4 separate regions of the Homo sapiens genome follow, and regions 2, 3 and 4 are each linked to region 1. Evidence: chromatin contacts called from ENCODE Hi-C or POLR2A ChIA-PET data. All regions are on one chromosome and are shown on one strand. Each heading gives the region's core, a stretch centred on a gene start or an enhancer-like site at or near the end of the contact. The rest is flanking DNA. Distances are from core to core; before and after follow the strand shown. Region 1 holds the start of SLFN5 (schlafen family member 5). Region 2 overlaps RFFL (ring finger and FYVE like domain containing E3 ubiquitin protein ligase). Region 3 overlaps RAD51L3-RFFL (RAD51L3-RFFL readthrough). Region 4 overlaps RFFL (ring finger and FYVE like domain containing E3 ubiquitin protein ligase).

What was found. Hi-C counts contacts between places; a loop is a spot of excess contacts on that map. ChIA-PET counts read pairs that join two places held with the same protein, here RNA polymerase II (POLR2A). Pooled maps may share reads with other maps.
Region 2: a loop to region 1 is called in a pooled map, with 5 times the contacts of the local background. The contact joins the enhancer-like site here to the promoter of SLFN5 in region 1. A Hi-C loop is called at or near these places in 2 of 37 single-sample maps with no recorded cell type and 8 of 50 pooled maps. POLR2A ChIA-PET finds 5 or more read pairs at or near these places in 4 of 52 experiments (CD8-positive, alpha-beta memory T cell, HCT116, Panc1 and 1 more).
Region 3: a map of mammary epithelial cell shows a loop between it and region 1 (3-fold over the local background). The contact joins the enhancer-like site here to the promoter of SLFN5 in region 1. A Hi-C loop is called at or near these places in 5 of 168 maps with a recorded cell type or tissue (B cell, CD4-positive, alpha-beta memory T cell, PC-9 and 2 more), 14 of 37 single-sample maps with no recorded cell type and 16 of 50 pooled maps. POLR2A ChIA-PET finds 5 or more read pairs at or near these places in 5 of 52 experiments (GM12878, MCF 10A, activated CD4-positive, alpha-beta memory T cell and 2 more).
Region 4: a loop to region 1 is called in a map of chondrocyte, with 4 times the contacts of the local background. The contact joins the enhancer-like site here to the promoter of SLFN5 in region 1. A Hi-C loop is called at or near these places in 1 of 168 maps with a recorded cell type or tissue (chondrocyte) and 8 of 50 pooled maps. POLR2A ChIA-PET finds 5 or more read pairs at or near these places in 3 of 52 experiments (Panc1 and activated naive CD4-positive, alpha-beta T cell).

The regions. Positions count from the first base shown.
Region 1 is chr17:35,240,052-35,244,321 of GRCh38, reverse strand. SLFN5 (schlafen family member 5) reads right to left here and starts at 1,250. Exons shown (of 5, transcript NM_144975.4): 1 at 1,179-1,250. LOC105371932 reads left to right here and starts at 171. Exons shown (of 4, transcript XM_047437262.1): 1 at 171-211; 2 at 1,103-1,400; 3 at 1,497-1,696; 4 at 2,352-4,270. The coding sequence starts at 171. The coding sequence ends at 2,799. RefSeq lists enhancers at 207-835, 809-918, 1,439-1,498.
Region 2 is chr17:35,044,465-35,048,812 of GRCh38, reverse strand. The region is part of intron 1 of RFFL (ring finger and FYVE like domain containing E3 ubiquitin protein ligase); the gene reads left to right. All of the region lies in intron 5 of RAD51L3-RFFL (RAD51L3-RFFL readthrough), which reads left to right. Among named protein-coding and RNA genes, the nearest start is that of RFFL, 17 kb to the left of the region's middle. RefSeq lists enhancers at 1,760-1,889, 2,030-2,129, 2,190-2,239. Within about 2 kb of position 1,997, at least 11 of the 41 ENCODE cell types and tissues checked have a DNase peak (open chromatin) inside an H3K27ac peak, as active enhancers do.
Region 3 is chr17:35,081,072-35,085,033 of GRCh38, reverse strand. The region is part of intron 5 of RAD51L3-RFFL (RAD51L3-RFFL readthrough); the gene reads left to right. It also overlaps a transcript of RFFL not described here. Among named protein-coding and RNA genes, the nearest start is that of RFFL, 19 kb to the right of the region's middle. Within about 2 kb of position 2,598, at least 7 of the 41 ENCODE cell types and tissues checked have a DNase peak (open chromatin) inside an H3K27ac peak, as active enhancers do; they include PC-9 and mammary epithelial cell, where a contact is called at or near this core.
Region 4 is chr17:35,021,596-35,025,869 of GRCh38, reverse strand. RFFL (ring finger and FYVE like domain containing E3 ubiquitin protein ligase) reads left to right here. Exons shown (of 7, transcript NM_001017368.2): 3 at 4,089-4,274. All of the region lies in intron 5 of RAD51L3-RFFL (RAD51L3-RFFL readthrough), which reads left to right. Among named protein-coding and RNA genes, the nearest start is that of RFFL, 40 kb to the left of the region's middle. Within about 2 kb of position 2,914, at least 32 of the 41 ENCODE cell types and tissues checked have a DNase peak (open chromatin) inside an H3K27ac peak, as active enhancers do.

The sequences.
Region 1 (4,270 bases), core at 1-2,500:
GACAAAGGATCCCCTTCTGGTGCAACCGAGCCCCTCAAGATTTCAGCACCCCAACATTTTTAGTGATGAAACCATGAAAATTCCGATGAGGCCCTTGCTTATTTGCATATGTTAACTACCCACTTTTTGCCCAATATTCCTTTTTCTAGCAATATAATTATAAACTGCTGATGCACCGTTTCTTTGTCAAGCAGGAGGATATAGCTTCAGAGTCAAGAAAAAAATTTTGCAGAAGGAATGAATGCCTTTAAGGGCATTGTGACCAGCTGCTGACGCCCAGAAGTCTGGTGGTTCAAGATGTAATCTGAGACGAAGAAAGACTTTTCCCCGAGGTTCCCTGAAATTCCCCCTCCCTTACTTCCTGGTCTCATAAAAACTCCCCACTACTTCTTTTTGTTAGGGTGGATTTGAGAGATCTTGACCTCTTGCCTTCTCGCTTTGGCCAAATGGAATAAATCTTCCTCTGTCTCCAAGCATCTGTGTGTCAGTGTTTGGCATCAACAGCACATCAGGTTCCTGAGCCTGAATTTGGGCTTCGACAACTCGGGCTCCCGGGACACATGCAAGAGGGAAACGGAATCACACCGCAGTCTCAGCCACTGCGGATATGACCAACTAGGGCTCTAGTTAGTCACTGTATGGGGGATACAGGGCTTTGTGGGCTACCCTAGTAGCCTGCCCCTGTTGTTACAGTTTGAAGACTGACGTTCCAAGCCAGGGGCTTATAGGCAAGCCTCTGGAACAAAGCCTCTTGTAATAGACTGGACATTGGCCCTATTTGTCCCCAGGCCACAACCCATTTAACTTCATCCTCGGGAGCCCCGATTTCGTCGTTTTCCCTTAAGTCCTTCGTGCTCCTGAACCGTGGGGAAATGTTGCCAGGTTTGGTTTGCTAAGATGTAGGCTGCGCTGGGTCGGCGCCTCTCCCTCCTCCCCAGCTCGCCCCGCGTTCCGAACCTCCCAGCTCCCGGGTCCTCTGCCACTAGCTGTCGTTGGAGGTGCTCCTGAGTCAACAAACTAAATCTCCCCAGCGGGAAAGACTCTCTCCCGGCAGCGCCCAGACCTGGGGAGCTGCAGTCGCCGCACCTTGTCTTCACCACAGCCCAATAGGAGAACCCGCGCAGACCGGGGGGAGGTTTGGGGAAGGCCTGGGCAAAGAAGCGCGGGGGATTCATTACCCGCTGGGTTCTCCTCGGCAGCGCGTCTCCCTCCGGGAGCAGGCAACGGAGCCTCCCAAGTCCAGAGCAGAGAACCTGACCCGGCGGGATCCCGGGCTTATATCAGCTGAGTTCCGTGACACCTCCCGGGGCGGGACATCGCGCAGGAGACAGACAGAGGTACAGCCCAATCGCATCGTTACGTGGAGCCGGAAGCCCACTCTTGCAACTACAACAGTCTTGGTAAACCTTGGGTGGACTGGGGAGAACTGAGGAGGGGAAGCGCTTTTTTGTTGCTTCTCTGTGTTTTCTATTTTATTTTATTTATTTTATTTTTAGATTTTCAGTTCTTATTTCACCCAGGGAAGGAGACCTGGGTATCCACCCCATGTCCTCCAGAGAACTTCCCTGGCCCCGCTCGGAGTCTTCCTGGGACGCCACAGGCTCGGAGAGCGCTCCGCAGGTTTCTCCCCCGGCGCCTCCAAATCTTTCGATTCCTACTCGAATTACTCCGTCAGCTGCTGGAAGAGGGGCAAGGGGTATGGCGAGACGCGTTGGTACATGGGGCACTGGGGGGAAGGGAAAGCCTCCCTCCTTCTCCTAGTAATTCGAGAATGTTGCGTCCGCCTCCTTTCTTTTGCTGGCGCTAGGGGCTCGGACCAGCACCTGCCAGGCATAGGTGTGGCCACTGGGGCGAAACCTGGCAGGCTCTGGAAACAGCGTTTTACTGACAGGAAAGAGAAACTGTTCTTTGTATTCATCACCCACCGCAGACTTCCTCACGCCCGGGTCTTAGGCGGGGCTGTCAGATTTCAGTGTGTTTCTCTTAATTCTAGTACTAAATTTGTACTGGGCGCTGGCGAAGGGCCTGGCTCCGCCACGCGCGGCCCTCTCGAACTGCCCGTGGGTACGGCGCGCGCTGCTGCCCTGTGTGGCCTGTGCGGGGAACCCGAGGGCCGAAGTGGGCCCCGCCGCAGCACAGGGGGACAAGAGAACCAGGAGCGGGCTGCCTGGGGGCAGATTCGAACCCGTGCTCCCAGCGGATAGAAGTAGCACTTGGGGACTCCTAAAATATTCAGCCCAATCCTGATTCCAGCTGCCCTCTCTAGGCACCTTTCCTCTACCCTTCTTCCAGTTTACAATTCTGGTGAGTAGATGTTTCTCTATCTCTTCTCTTCCAACTCCTGCGCCCAGAGCCAGGAGGACTTCTGGAGCCCGCCCAGCAAGACCCTCTCTCTCCCATCTTCTGCTCAAGGGCTCGAGGTCTCAGTGGACAGAGCTGAAGAAAAGCCGTCTATGGAGCCTGCGCCAGGCGCAGACTGGGTCGTCGCAGTCTGGGTCGTCGCAGTCTGGGCCGGGGCGCTGGAAGTCTTACTCACTTCTCAAGAACCCGCAAGGGATCAGGCCTGACCCTTTGCAAGTGACAGAATCCAAAGCTTTGAGCTCATGGGAAAGTGGCTGGAAAGAAGGTCACTGTAGGGCCGCACAGGTCTCTGGCGAGGCTACCCAAGAACATTTAAATCCCTGCCCAGAGAAGAAGAGGCTCCAGCTGTCCTGCACCTTCCTGGGAACTGGCAGTCCCTCCGCGCAGGGGTTCTGCAGCGACCGGCAGCGCGAGGAGACAAGGATGGTGGCCAGTTAACAGAAAATCAAGGCAGCGGGAAAGGTCTGGAAAACACCACCTACTATCACCTCTGGAGCCTGGGATTATGGGATAAGTTTTCGATTTTTAAATGTATTGTCAAATAGCTAAAGTACACGGAAAGTGCGAAATAATAGTAAATTGAACACCTGTGTATTCACCACACAGCTTAAGCAATAACATTAGCAATATTTGGGTACCCAGCTGGTCTCATTCCCTCATTCCACTTGTCCCCTACTCACCTGATAGCCAGTACAATTTTATGAATTTAAAGTTACTAATTCCCATGCAACTGTTTATACTTTTAGTAAATGTGTTTATGTCCCTCATCAACACATGACACTGATTCAACACATGTATATGCGTTTAAGCTGCATGTAAATGGCATCATGTTGGCCAGGTGCAGTTACTCACGACTGTAATTCCAGCACTTTGGAAGGCTGAGAGGGAAGACGGCTTGAGGCCCAGAGTTTGAGACCAGCCTGGGCAACATAGCAAGACCCTATCTCTAAAAAAAAAAAATTGTTTGTTTGTTTGTTTGTTTGTTTGAGACGGAGTCTTGCTGTGTCACTCAGGCTGGAGTGCAGTGGCGCAATCTCGGCTTGCTGCAATGTCGGCCTCCGGGGTTCAAGCAATTCTCCTGCCTTGGCCTCCCAAGTAGCTGGGACTACAGGCACATCCCACCACGCCCAGCTGATTTTTGTATTTTTAGTAGAGACAAGGTTTCACCATATTGGCCATGCTGGTCTACGAACTCTTGACCTCATGATCTGCCTGCCTCGGCTTTCCAAAGTGCTGGAATTACAGGTGTGAGCCCCCGCGCCCAGCCAAAAAAATTGTTTTAAATTAGCTGGGTGTGGTGGTGCCTGCCTATGAAGTCCCAGCTACTCAGGAGGCTGAAGTGGGAAGATGGCTTGAGCCCAGGAGTTGAAGGATGCTATGAGCTCTGATTGTGCCACTGCACCCCTGCATGGGCAATAGAGTGAGACCCTGTCTCTTTAAAAAAAAAAAAAAAAGTATCATATTGTATGTGTTCTGTAGAACTTGCTCCCACACTTTAACATTTTGCTTTAAAGATTTGTTCATGTACTTAGATCATTCCTTTTCACTGCTTTATGAGCTGAATCATTTCTGCTCTTCTTTCCATCCATACCCATTGGTCTCCAAAGTATCCAGGCCTCCCCAAAAGTTCCTGCAGGAGACCTCAGTTCCACTGGCTTTCAGGTCATTATTGTTCCAGCACTACTTCTCCATTTCTGGTTCCAGCCCTTCTCTCCCACATTCTCAAGCTTCTAGAGGGTCATAAGAGAGGAAAAACGCCAAATGCCTTTGATAAAATGTTGCCTTTCCAGTGGTATGCATGTTTGTGTGGAGTGGGAGGGAAGTGAGGGCAGATGTGACTTACTCTCAGCATTAATTCAAGTTTAAAAGTAAAATCTTTAGGTTTGCCTTGTCCAGTAAAAAATGCCAA
Region 2 (4,348 bases), core at 748-3,247, 200 kb after region 1:
CATCCTGGATTTATCACCAAATCCTATCTGACTTCAGTGCAGTGCAAGCAATTACAGTGCATCAGGTGGAGGCCGGAGGCATACGTTCATTCTTTGAATTTGGCAGAGAAGGGTTGAGGAGCTAAGGGAGAAATTCTAAACTGGCTGGACTGCAGGGTTGTGGGGAGTAACAAACTCATTAGCAATGGGGTGGAATTGGGAAGAGATTTAACAGCCTGGGGCTGCAAGGAGGATAAACCACTCTGACCACCTCTGAGAAGTTTTTCAAGGGATTATATAATTAAGAACTGGTGGAAGAACTGTAGTCATTTAATTCTTAGAGGAGTGGTTCAAAAACTAAACTGAACCTGATTAGAGGTATTGGCATACCTAAATTTTTATTTTTTTAATTAATTAATTAATTAATTTTTTGAGATGGAGTCTCGCTCTGTCGCCCAGGCTGGAGTGCAGTGGCGTGATCTCGGCTCACTGCAAGCTCCGCCTCCTTGGTTCACACCGTTCTCCTGTCTCAACCTCCCAAGCAGCTGGGACTACAGGTGCACACCGCCACTCCCGGCTAATTTTTTGTATTTTTAGTAGAGACGGGGTTTCACCGTGTTAGCCAGGATGGTCTTGATCTCCTGACCTCACGATCCGCCCACCTCGGCCTCCCAAAGTTCTGGGATTACAGGCATGAGCCACCGTGCCCGGCCCCTAAATTTTTAAAAAGCAGATAGATAGAGGAATAGAACTGATAAACGTCTTTTTAAAGAACCTTAATGGGCTGAGTGCAGTGGTTCACGCCTATAATCCCAGCACTGTGGAAGGCCAAGGTGAATGGATTGCTTGAGGTCAGGAGTTCGAGACCAGCCTGGCCAACGTGGTGAAACCCCGTCTCTACTAAAAATACAAAAATTAGCCGGGCATGGTGGTGGGCACCTGTAATCCCAGCTACTTGGGAGGCTGAGGTATGAGAATCGCTTGAGCCTGGGAGGCAGAGGCTGCAGTGAGCCAAGATCACGCCACTGCATTCCAGCCTGGGTGACAGAGGGAGACTCTGTATTTAAAAAAAAAAAAAAAAAGCTGGGCATGGTGGCTTGCGCTTGTAGTCCCAGCTAATCAGAAGGCTGAGGTTGGAGGATCACTTGAGCCCAGGAGGCAGAAGTTGCAGTGAGTGAGACCATGCCACTGCACTCCAGTCTGGGCAACAGAGGGAGACCCTGTCTGAAAACTAAGTAAAATAAAAAAGTTAAGAACCTTAATGGGCCTTTCTGTGTTAAAACAACAACAACAACAACAAAAACAACCTTAACAAAGTACTTTCTTTAAATTATTTACAGCCAATTTCTGTTGAACATCCATTATTTGCTGGGCTCTGGGTTAAATGCTTTGACATGCGTTATTTTAATCCTTTCAATTATCTTTTCAATGTAGCAGGTTTTAATTAAAGGAGTTAAATAACACCAGAATTCATTCTATACCATGGTACATTTGGCTGCAGTAATTTTCGTGCAGTCCACTTTGGAAAGGTAAATTGCATAATTTTGAGCCTAGATAGAATTCCTGTCTGGAAATGCCTTCTTTTCCCGGTGCATTGGAGTGCCAGAAACCCCTTCACCTAGTCCCTGCCTTCATTTAAAAAAAAATCCTGGTTACCCATTAGTCAGTCATTGTGATAATATCTTGTGAAAGCAGCTTCTTCAGTAGAAGGTCCAGAAGAGCTTATCTGGTAAATCCTCTTTCCTGCACCAGAGTAGTAGGGGGATCAGAGTCTCTTTATTCTTGATGAGCTTTGTCATCAGTTTCGATGGAAGAAGGATCCTGCTGTAATTAAACTGCAGGTCCATTTATTCTGTTTTCAGCGTTGTTAGAAGACTTTACTCTGAATTGCTTTGTTTCCTGATTGACTCACCCTTTGGGGCAGAATGCCTGGGTTGAAATGAAAGCGTAGGTTTCTCTGCTGCGGTGTTCAATCTGTCATCTCTCCTAAACTCCACACTAAGAAGCAGCCATTTAATTGGTCAGACCCCAGGGGTGATATTTTGGCACAGCTCCATTGGTTAGAATTACTTTTCCCTGAACTTCATAGCAGATGCTGAGGTCCCTCTGCAGATATTTGTCATAGAATAGTTGAAACCAGGGAGTTTCTGAGAACATTTATAACTTGTGATTATTATGTATGTCTTTCAGTTGTTAACAGTTACCGCTTAAGAAAAAGAGCTCACTTATTGCTAGTGGGAAGTGAAATCTCTCTCCTTTCCCCCTTATTCATATTATTATTTTAACAGTTTATGCTCCAAGACCCTCTGCTCTCTGGTTCCTGTATCATTTTGTTATGTTTCTCCTTCCACCTTGCTTGGGCTGTGCAAGTCGGGAAGAACAGGCAAAGGTACACCCAGACCTGGGTGTGTCTGGTAGAGGTCGGTTTCTTTGATTTCTAGCATGTCTTTATTTTACATCTGCATTTGTTGTTTTCATGTTTATTTGTATTTGCAGTTCCCATTGCAGCACCATTCCAATCCAAAACAACAGTGAAGGCATTGAAGCCTTCTGTGTCTTTTTAGGAAGAGATGGAAGTGACCGTCTTGTTCCTCTTCCAGGCTCTCCTTTTCTGGTTTTGTCCTTCTGTAATAACAATTTAAACCATTTTTCTTTTCTTTTGTTTTTCAAGTAATCTTAGCAGACAAAGAAATTCTCTTCAGTCTTTCGTTCAAGGTATTGCTGTGGTTATGTGTGTTTAAAATCCTTAATTTACTGATCATCCCGGAATCATAATTGTGCAGTTTCTGTCCTTTTTTTTTTTTTTTTTGAGACAGAGTCTCACTCTGTCAGCCAGGGTGGAGTGCAGTGTGCAATCTTGGCTCACCGCAACCTCCGCCTCCCAGGTTCAAGCGATACTCCTGCCTCAGCCTCCCGAGTAGCTGGGACTATGGGCATATACACCACCACGCCCAGCTAATTTTTTTATTTGTAGTACAGATGGGGTTTTGCCATGTTGGCCAGGCTGGTCTCAAACTCCTGACCTCAGGTGATCCGCCGGCTTCAGCCTCCCAAAGTGCTGCGATTACAGGCGTGAGCCACTGTGCCTCGCCAATTGTGCAATTTTAAGCATGAATTTCTGTCCTTTTTTTTTAAAAAGCGCTCTATTGCTGTTATCATTAGTTAATAATTCAACAAATATGTGTTGATTACCTGGCATTAAGGCTGAGAATAAAGCTGTGAAATAGACCTACTCTTGTTTCCTGTTTCACTTTCCACACCCTAAATATGGAAGAAAAATACTTTAAAAAGAATTATATAGGCCGGGCATGGTGGCTCATGCCTGTAATCCTAGAACTTTGGGAGGCTGAGGCGGGCAAATCACTTGAGGTCAGGAGTTCAAGACCAGCCTGGCCAACATAGTAAAACCCCATCTCTACTAAAAATACAAAAAATTAGCCAGGCATGGTGGCACGTGCCTGTAATCCCAGCTACTCAGGAGGCTGAAGCATGAGAATTGCTTGAACCTGGGAGGTGGAGGTTGCAGTGATCTGAGATCATGCTACTGCACTCTAGCCTGGACGACAGAGTGAGACTCTGTCTCAAAAAAAGAAAAAAAAAAGAATTATACAAACTGTTAGCCAGTTGATTAGATACAGTACTGCTAGAATGCTCTTTCCCCCAGAATGTAATCATTATGAGATTCAAGGACCTTGCCTGTTGTTGTTCCTCTTACGTTCTCCAGAGGTACAGGAGATTCATGCTAAATAGTCTGATAAATCAATTATGGTTATAAGGAAGTGTATAAGATTCTATGAGGCCAGGCATGGTGGCTCACACCTGTAATTCCAATCCTTTGGGAAGTTGAGGTGGGAGGATCACTTGAGCCTGGGAGATCGAGGCTGCAGTGAGCTGTGATCGCACCACTGTACTCCAGCCTGGGTGACAGAGTGAGACCCTGTCTCAAAAAAAAAAAAATGTTATGAGAGCACAGACAGGATCAGGAAAGGTTTCCCTGAGGAAATAAATGATATGTAAGGGAGGTGAGGTGGCAACAGTGCTCCAGGCTGAGAGAATAGCTGAATAGCTTGAGGGAGGGAGATTCCTAAAGCCAAAATAACCTTGGTGTTTGAAGAACTGAAAGAATAGGATAGAGTAAGGAGTAAGGCCCTGAGCACTAAGGATTTGCTTTCATTATTATTTACTAGTTACCCAGTGACAACACTTACTTTATTTTTTTTGAGATGGAGTCTCGCTCTGTCTCCCAGGCTGGACTGCAGTGGTGCAGTGTCGAGTCACTGCAACCTCCACCTCCCAGATAAGCGATTCTCCTGCCTCAGCCTCCGTGCAGCTGGGATTACAGGCACCTGTCACCATGCCTGGCTAATTT
Region 3 (3,962 bases), core at 1,349-3,848, 160 kb after region 1:
AATTACCTTTTATTTTTTCAATTTTATAATTTATTATTACTACTATGAGGCCATACCATGTAGACGCTACCTTTTATTTTTATTAATTATTTTTATTTTATTTCATTTTATTTTGAGATGGAGTCTTGCTCTGTCACCCAGGCTGGAGTGCAGTGGCGGGATCTCGGTTCACTGCAACCTCTGGATCTCGGTTCACTGCAACCTCTGTCTCCTGGGTTCAAGCAATTCTTCTGCCTCAGCCTCCCGAGCGGCTGGGATTACAGGCACCCACCACCACACCCAGCTAATTTTTGCATTTTTTTTTTTAGTAGAGACGGGTTTTCACTACATTGGCCAGGCTGATCTTGAACTCCTGACCTCATGTGATCTGCCCGCCTCAGCCTCCCAAAGTGCTGGGATTATAGGTGTGAGCCACCACACCCAGCCTATTTATTTATTTTTGAGACAGTCTCAGCTCTGTCATCCAGGCTGGAGTGCAGTGAGGTGATCTCGGCTCACTGTAACCTCCACCTCCCAGGTTCAAGTGATGTGCCTGCCTCAGCCACCCAAGTAGCTGGGACCACAGATGTGTGTCACCACACCCGGCTAATTTTTGTATTTTTAGTAGAGACAGGGTTTTACTATATTGACCAGGCTGGTCTCAAACTCCTGACCTCAGGTGATCTGCCCGCCTTGGCCTCCCAATGTTGGGATTACAGGTGTGAGCCACTGCGTCCAGCAGGAAGCTAGCTTTAAAAAATCTCCCTTGCATCTTTATTTTCAAAAAGCTCCCCAAGTGGTTTTTATTTATTTATTTTTTTGAGATGGAGTCTCTGTCACCCAGGCTAGAGTGCGTGGCATGATCTCGGCTCACCGCAACCTCTGCCTCCTGGGTTCAAGCAATTCTCCTGCCTCCGTCTCCCAAGTAGCTGGGATTACAGGCACGCGCCACTGCGCCCGGCTAATTTTTGTGTTTTTAGCAGAGGCAGGGTTTCACCCTGTTGGCCAGGATGGTCTCAAACTCCTGACCTCAGGTGATCCACCTGCCTCGACCTCCCAAAGTGCTGGGATTACAGGCTTGAGCCATTGAGCCACCGTGCCTGGCTTCCCAAGTGCTTTGGATGTGCAGTCAAGTTTGGGAACCACCGTTTTATTGCATTGATACTCTTTTTCAGGGTGGGGGGGGCATTATCTCCTGTACATCAGGCCCCATGGAACTTTGAAAATTGGGGTTCACTTTTCTTCCCTTTTCTTTCTTTCTTTTTTTTTTTTTTGAGACAGAGTCTTGCTCTGTCACCTAGGCTGGAGTGCAGTGGTGTGATCTTGGCTCACTGCAACCTCCGCCTCCTGGGTTCAAGCAGTTCTCCTGCCTCAGCCTCCCAAGTAACTGGGACTACAGACATGCGCCACCATGTCCAGCCGATTTTTGTATTTTTTGTAGGGATGGGGTTTCACCATGTTGGCCATGCTGGTCTCAAACTACTGACCTCAAGTGATCTGCCTACCTTGGCCTCCCAAAGTGTTGGGATTACAGGTGTGAGCCACCGTGCCTGACCCGCTTTTCTTTTTTTAATTTTTAGAGTGAAATTATGCACATTGAAATTCCTTATAAATTGGTAGTCCCTCTAATAGAATCGTTATGCTATCCAGGATGTTTGATTTGCTAGAATAGCCCATTTCCTAGTCATGACAGATAACAAAGAGCTTTTATAACTTTTATGTAAATTGCTTTACAGTGAGGCCTCCTCTGCTGTATTATCTATCAGGAGTCATGAGGGAGGGTTTTTGGTGAAAGTAGCTTCGTTTATCTCATGAGTGGACAAATGAATGATAATGTGGAAACAACTAGAGGTCTGAATAGGTAGTTGAATCTAGTTATGATCATCAGTGTTGGATGGCAGAGATGCCTGGGAATTCTCTGTATGTCAAATTTTAGAATAAAGTCAGTTTGCCTGTTTTATTTCTACACAGCTGAAGCCTTTATTGAAAATAATAGGTGCGTAACAAATAGTTAATAAAATTTAGTCAGCAGCCGTTTGATGAGTTCATGGGAGGAAGAATAATTGCTGAAATATAGAACCATCTGATTTAAAACAGATTCAGGCACTAGATACGTTATCCCTAACGTAGTTTGTTTGTATAGACAAACCTGGTTTTGAATTCTGACTCCCCCACTTCCTGGCTGTGCTACCTTAGGCAAATTACTTAACCTCTGTGAGCTTCAGTTTTTTCATCTGCAAGATGAAAATACCTGGTAGGATTGTTATGTGGATTAAAAGGGGGAAAATATGCAAGGGAGGATTGAAAGAGAGAAAAATATGTTTTTTGTATATTGTAAGCAACTCAATAAACGTCCCTTCTCCCACTTCCTCACACAATTTTTATTCTGTAGGCTTAAGATGCTTTTCTAAATCCAGCTTTCTCTATATCTCTTTCCAGGAATATCTATTCAGTCAGCTCTTTTAGAAAATGTATGAAAGAGTGAGGACTAAAGTTAAGAACCAGAGAATATGGGTAAGAAGAATGAGTCACAGGACAATTAGCAACACTTTAAACAATTTTTTAGAATGAGTGGAGTGTTGGCATGTACCCAGAGTTACTATCTGCAGGAATAAATGAATAACATTACCCAAATTCTGCCATCTGTATTTGGACGGTAGCCCAGATTAGGCTAGGAGCCTTTGAGGGTGGCCTCATTAAGTAGCACCTGACATCCATTTCTTTCATTATCTTCTTTTCTCCCTTTTGGTCTTCGTTTCTTGTTCCCTGTCTCCTCCTTTTCCCTCTTTTAAAGCTGTCCTTCCTTTAGACTTGCCAATCATCATCATAGATGCAGGCCCAGTCCCTGGAACTCGAGGCTAAAAGAGGTTTCTGGTTGCTAACACCTGTCTCCTAGCTAAATGAATAAGCTCTTTTGTGGGCAGGATGTTAAAAAAGCTGATTAGTACAATACCAGCTTAAAGGGCCTATTAATGATACAGCATATGTAAATCACAGTGATTTAAAGCCATTTTAGAGATTAATTTCTTATATATTTATTTTCTATATTGAATTATGATGTCAGTTGAATTTTTACATCTAAACCATGAATCTGTTTATTACCTAAACAGACTAATTTCTTTCATATTGATTGGGAATCATTTATATTCTAAAGAAGTTTCCACCCTTAAGGGCCTTTGTATTGTTTGGCAAATGTCTAACTAGTGTGTAATACAATTGAAGTTTTGTTCACTGCGCTGCTGCCATAACTAGTTTAATTTCTGCTCCTTATATATTTCTGTTGGCAGCTGGAAAATTAAAATACTAGATGTTCCATAAAACTGATTTTTTGAGGGGTGATTTTACTGTCATTTGAATGGACTTAGGCCCCAGGGTACATTTTTTTAAGATGTCTTATTCAACTTTCCTGTAATAGTCTCTCTCTCTTTATATAATTAATGTATTAGACACATAATTGGCTGTTTAAGCATTCAGAAGAGACAATGTTTGGCCTTTTACCCAGAGATTATTTTTTTCTACATCTCTTGAGGAAATGTGTGCCATTTTTGGAAACTCCTAAGTATATTACAGTTACACTAGCACGTGAATTTTTGCAAAGACTAGAGAATGAACAATTCCCAAATCGTTCTATTCTTTTTAGATCATAGTGTTTCCAACCTGATGTGAAAGGAGAAAGGCTGTGATGTGATACCTAGTAAATCCTCCTCATAATTTTTCTATATGTTTCACAGAAATATATAGTCTTCAATAACTGAAGTTACTCTCAAGGAGACTTTACATTTAATTACTCAATCCACACTTAATTTCCTGCAAGATTCTTGGAGAGACACTCACCAGGCTACTGATTTCATGGAGTTATAACCTACACAGGTTTTTATCTCTGTTAAAGCTACTAACCCCCACTTTTTTTTTAGGTTGAAAAGTGACCTTGGTCTGGTAATTTCTTCATTGTCCTCTCCTCTAAAAAGATACAGCAAAACCTT
Region 4 (4,274 bases), core at 1,665-4,164, 220 kb after region 1:
TGGAGCTTATTTACTGTAGCAGATTTCATTTGAAATGCTTGGGAGCCATGCTTCCCAAATGAATGAGCTGGAAAAAAAATTACTGGCTAGATAATGGTGTCTAGGTGTGCACCCTCCCTCTTCCAGAGGCAGTGAGTTATCTGTGATCAAGCATGACTAGGCAGAAGGTAAACCCTCACCTGGATAAAGAACTCCTGCATTCTGCATTTTTCTGCAGAATGAGAGGTTTGCAGCTCAGAATAAGTGATAGGATATGATGTTAAAATGGTGATCATGGGAAATTTGAGAGGAAATCATACTTTTAAACCATCTGCTATGTGCAAAGGACTGTTTAAGGAATTTAAATTTTTTTATTTCATTTAATCCTCACAATAGCTATGATATAGGTTTTAGAATCTCCCAAATCCCATTTTACATATGAGAAACTAGGGCTTAGGGTTTAAAATTTAAGAAGAACATTGAATGTGTTAAATTCCTGACAAATAGCATGAGAGATATTAAAATACTCATTCTTTTCCCTTGACTTCAGTAGTGCTCAAGATCACATAGTTATTAAATGACAGAGCCGGGATTCAAACCCAGGTCCTTGATTCCAAAGCCCCTCCCAGAAGACATTCAGCATGTCGAGTAGAAGATGACAGTTACAGGCCTGGGTGCCTAGAAAAGCATGGCAATGATTAAAATAAGGTGCTTTTTTTCTTACTTATTGGAAAATGAATTACTGAATATCTACTGTGTATCAGGAATTGCCTGGGCTAGGGAGGCAGAGATGAAGAAGGCCATTGCTGCTTAACGGGGAGCTTGCAGTTGGACAGGGAGGTGAGGACAGTGCACACCATACGATGTGACAAAAGAAAAGTGTGTGTAACAAGAGCTTCTGGAGGGGAAGAAAAATTCCAGTTTGGATGGTAAAAGATGGTTATTGGTACAATATTTTCTTGCTACAATATTTTCTTGCTACAAAAGTATGAGTTAATTTTGTGCAATTTACAGTGAATTTTGTGAATATTAAGGGTGTTTTCATCTATGAGAATTTTTCATTTGTAATTTCATGCTTAAGTGGATCAGCATTCTTATCTTAAGGGTTTGGCATTTAACACCCAGGGGCTTTCAAAATGTCTTTTTCTAGAAGTGCTTGAATTGAAATGATTCCATGGATCCTACTATCTTTTTCTTTTCCTTATTCTTCATTATGGTCAGTACTTTCTGAATGCTTATTGGGTGCAAAGCACAGATAACATTCAGGACTTTATAGACAGAATATAAGTAAGATGTGGCCCTTGCATTCCCTGAGTTTTCAGTCCTAAAGAGAAATGGCAGGCTGTACTTTTGCCACAAGCCAAATACCCCATCTCTATTGGTAATACCTCCCTGTGGTTTAGCAGCGACCCTGACGGTTTTGGAGGGAGTCTGGCACCCAGCCTCTTTAGTTGGACCAGTTGGAGGATGAGGTTATGCTTGGAGCCATGGAAGTGATATTCAGATCTCAGAGTGTTAAGAGAGGACTGGGTCTTAGGTGCTGGTAAGGGGAAAGAAAAAGGTAACCGTGTTACCTTTTCTGGAGCATCCACTTTGTGCTAAGGTTTTATATACATTCTCTCATGTAATACTTCCCATATTCCAGGGAATAGGGTGGGAGGGAGTAGGAGCAAGGGAAGGGCAGTTGGCAAACGGGAGCCAGCAGAACCCTGCACACGGCATCCTTGAAGGGTGGTGTCGGCCTGAGGCGCCACGGCCAGTTCTGTGATGCTGGATATCTCAGTACACCCTGGGCATTTCTGCAGGCATGTTGGTTGCCTCCACTAATTCATCTTTCATGCTACCTGGTTACTGAGTTGTTTTGAACCATTCGGCAGAATTTATACATAAGTGTGTCCTTTGCTCATTCTGCCTGCATTTGTTGACAGCCCTTTTTTCCTTTCTTCTTGTTTTCTTCTGCCACTGCAAACTGGGGTTTTAGCCTCAAGCCCTATCCTGTTCCTGTAGGGTGTGTTTCAGATGCCAGCTTATTTCAGAGTTCCCTGTGAGCCAGCGGGTGCATAGAAGCTAGGTTGTTGTCTGCATTCTGATCTTGCATCCAGCAAGCCACACACATTTGAAGAAAGAATAGAGAGTTGTTTGGATCTGGCTGATTGAGCAACGCAGGCTTTATAATTGTGTCAAGCTAGGTCTTGTCAGACTGCATCGACTTAAGTAATATTCCATGTCAGGCCCACAGGTTTATGGCATTGAAGCCTCTTTGTTTCAGTCTCAGTCATCCTAAACAGACTTCATTTCCCAATAGAAAAGCTTTAGATGTGAATGAACCCCAAATACCTGAAAACATCCATTTTCTGCCTGCATGGCTACTGGTCCCAGAACCGTTACAATGCTAGTGCAGCCATGCATCCTTTTAAGTCCATCTCTGAACAGTATTGTTTGGTTATAACTGTATGGAGAATTAGGGAGCTTGATATATGTCCCTTTGCAATGCCTTCTAAGTCTTAATAGCCAAAACTGGGTGGTAAATATTATTTCCTTTTCCCTTTACTATGTGAATGATACTTAGACAAAACTTATATAACTATCTTAACTATGCAGACATTTACTTCAGCCCAGAGTGTCTGTGATCTTGACTATGAGAATCTTGTCTCTTGAGCTTTCTTTTTTAGCTTGAATATCTTTCTATATTTCGAAAAGATGGACCAGAAATATTTAAGTTACTACTTAAGTCAACACAGGATGAAAAGTTTTTAACTTCTTTAAAGGATTAATGAGGGTGCCCTCCAGGCCAATCCCAGTGTGCTCAGGAATTACCTCTCTTGTTGGGGATGTGACATGCTCTTGGCCAGAACAGAGCTCAGCCGGATGTCACTGTGCTCACTCAGCCTGTGGGGTGAGAGGCCGAGGATTGCTTCCTGTGGGCTGAGTAAGCCTTCCTGTGTTGTCAGCGACTGCCAGACTAGCTGCTGCCAGGCAGTACCAGCTTGCCCATCAGGCGCTCTTGTTGCCTAACTGAGACACTCTGTGCTTTCAGGAACGAGAGTACCCTGATGTCCAGACAGCCTCCCGTTGCTGTCTAAATATTTGTCTTGGATATGCTTGTAAGCACCACTGGGTTCCCAGCACTCTGAGTGGGCCTTCCTGGAGTGGGGAGCCTGTGTCGATGGAGCAGTGGGTGGGGAATTTGGAGATGGAAGCCAGGCCCTTGACTCAGAACTGCTCTGTACTTGAATGGAACTGAGCTATGCAGTATGGCCTGGTGGAAAGAATGTGATCATGGGCATTAGCCTCCAACAGACCTTGAGTGTGAATACCCGCTCTCCTGTTTATTGCCTGACCTTGAATACAACAGTTGATCTCCCTAAGCCTCGGTTGCTTTGTCTGTGAATCAGGGAAGAACACTAATACCTACTTTGCAATGTCGCTTTGAGAATTAAATGACAAGCTAGCATATAGAAGCACCTCAATAAATTAATATTAATTGTAACAACCACCACCACCATAACCTTCATGCAGAAATAATTACAGTTTAGGATTTGAATCCTGGCTGTCACCGTTAGGTAATATTTCCTAGCTATAATAAAACAGCTTACACTTGTTGAGGACTCATTTTGTGTTAGATATGCTAAATGGGTTCTCTCTTAATCTTCACAACAACCCCATGAGGTAGATACTGTTATCACCCCCATTTTACAGATGTGGAAACTGAGCACCAGAGAGGCTAAATTACACACCCAAGGTGATACTGCAAGAAATAAGGGAGGGAGGCTTAATAAAAATGCAGAGCTTTTTGATTCTTATGCTGGTAGTCTTAATTAATACCTCAGGTGCTTCAGGAGTAAATAAAGTAAGCCTCAAATTAAATAATAAATGTGAAGTGTCCTGTACATGGATATACACAATACATAGTGGAGGTCTTCCACCCGAGTGGCTTTTAATCTAAAATCTGAAAGTGGCTTGCACCCTTAGATATATGAGAGAGCTTAGTAAAAGTAAGAGTGACTGGAGGAGATCCTGCTGGGCTTGGCAGCTCTGAAGCTCCCATCGCACTCTCTGTCTTGTTCTCTCAATCTGACATGGTTTCCTGTGTCTTTTGCTCTAAGCAGCAGACCTGCTTGGACTGTAAGAAAAATTTTTGCATGACCTGTTCGAGCCAAGTAGGGAATGGGCCCCGCCTCTGCCTTCTCTGCCAACGGTTTCGAGCTACAGCCTTTCAGCGAGAGGAGCTCATGAAGATGAAGGTGAAGGACTTGAGGGACTATCTCAGCCTCCATGACATCTCTACCGAAATG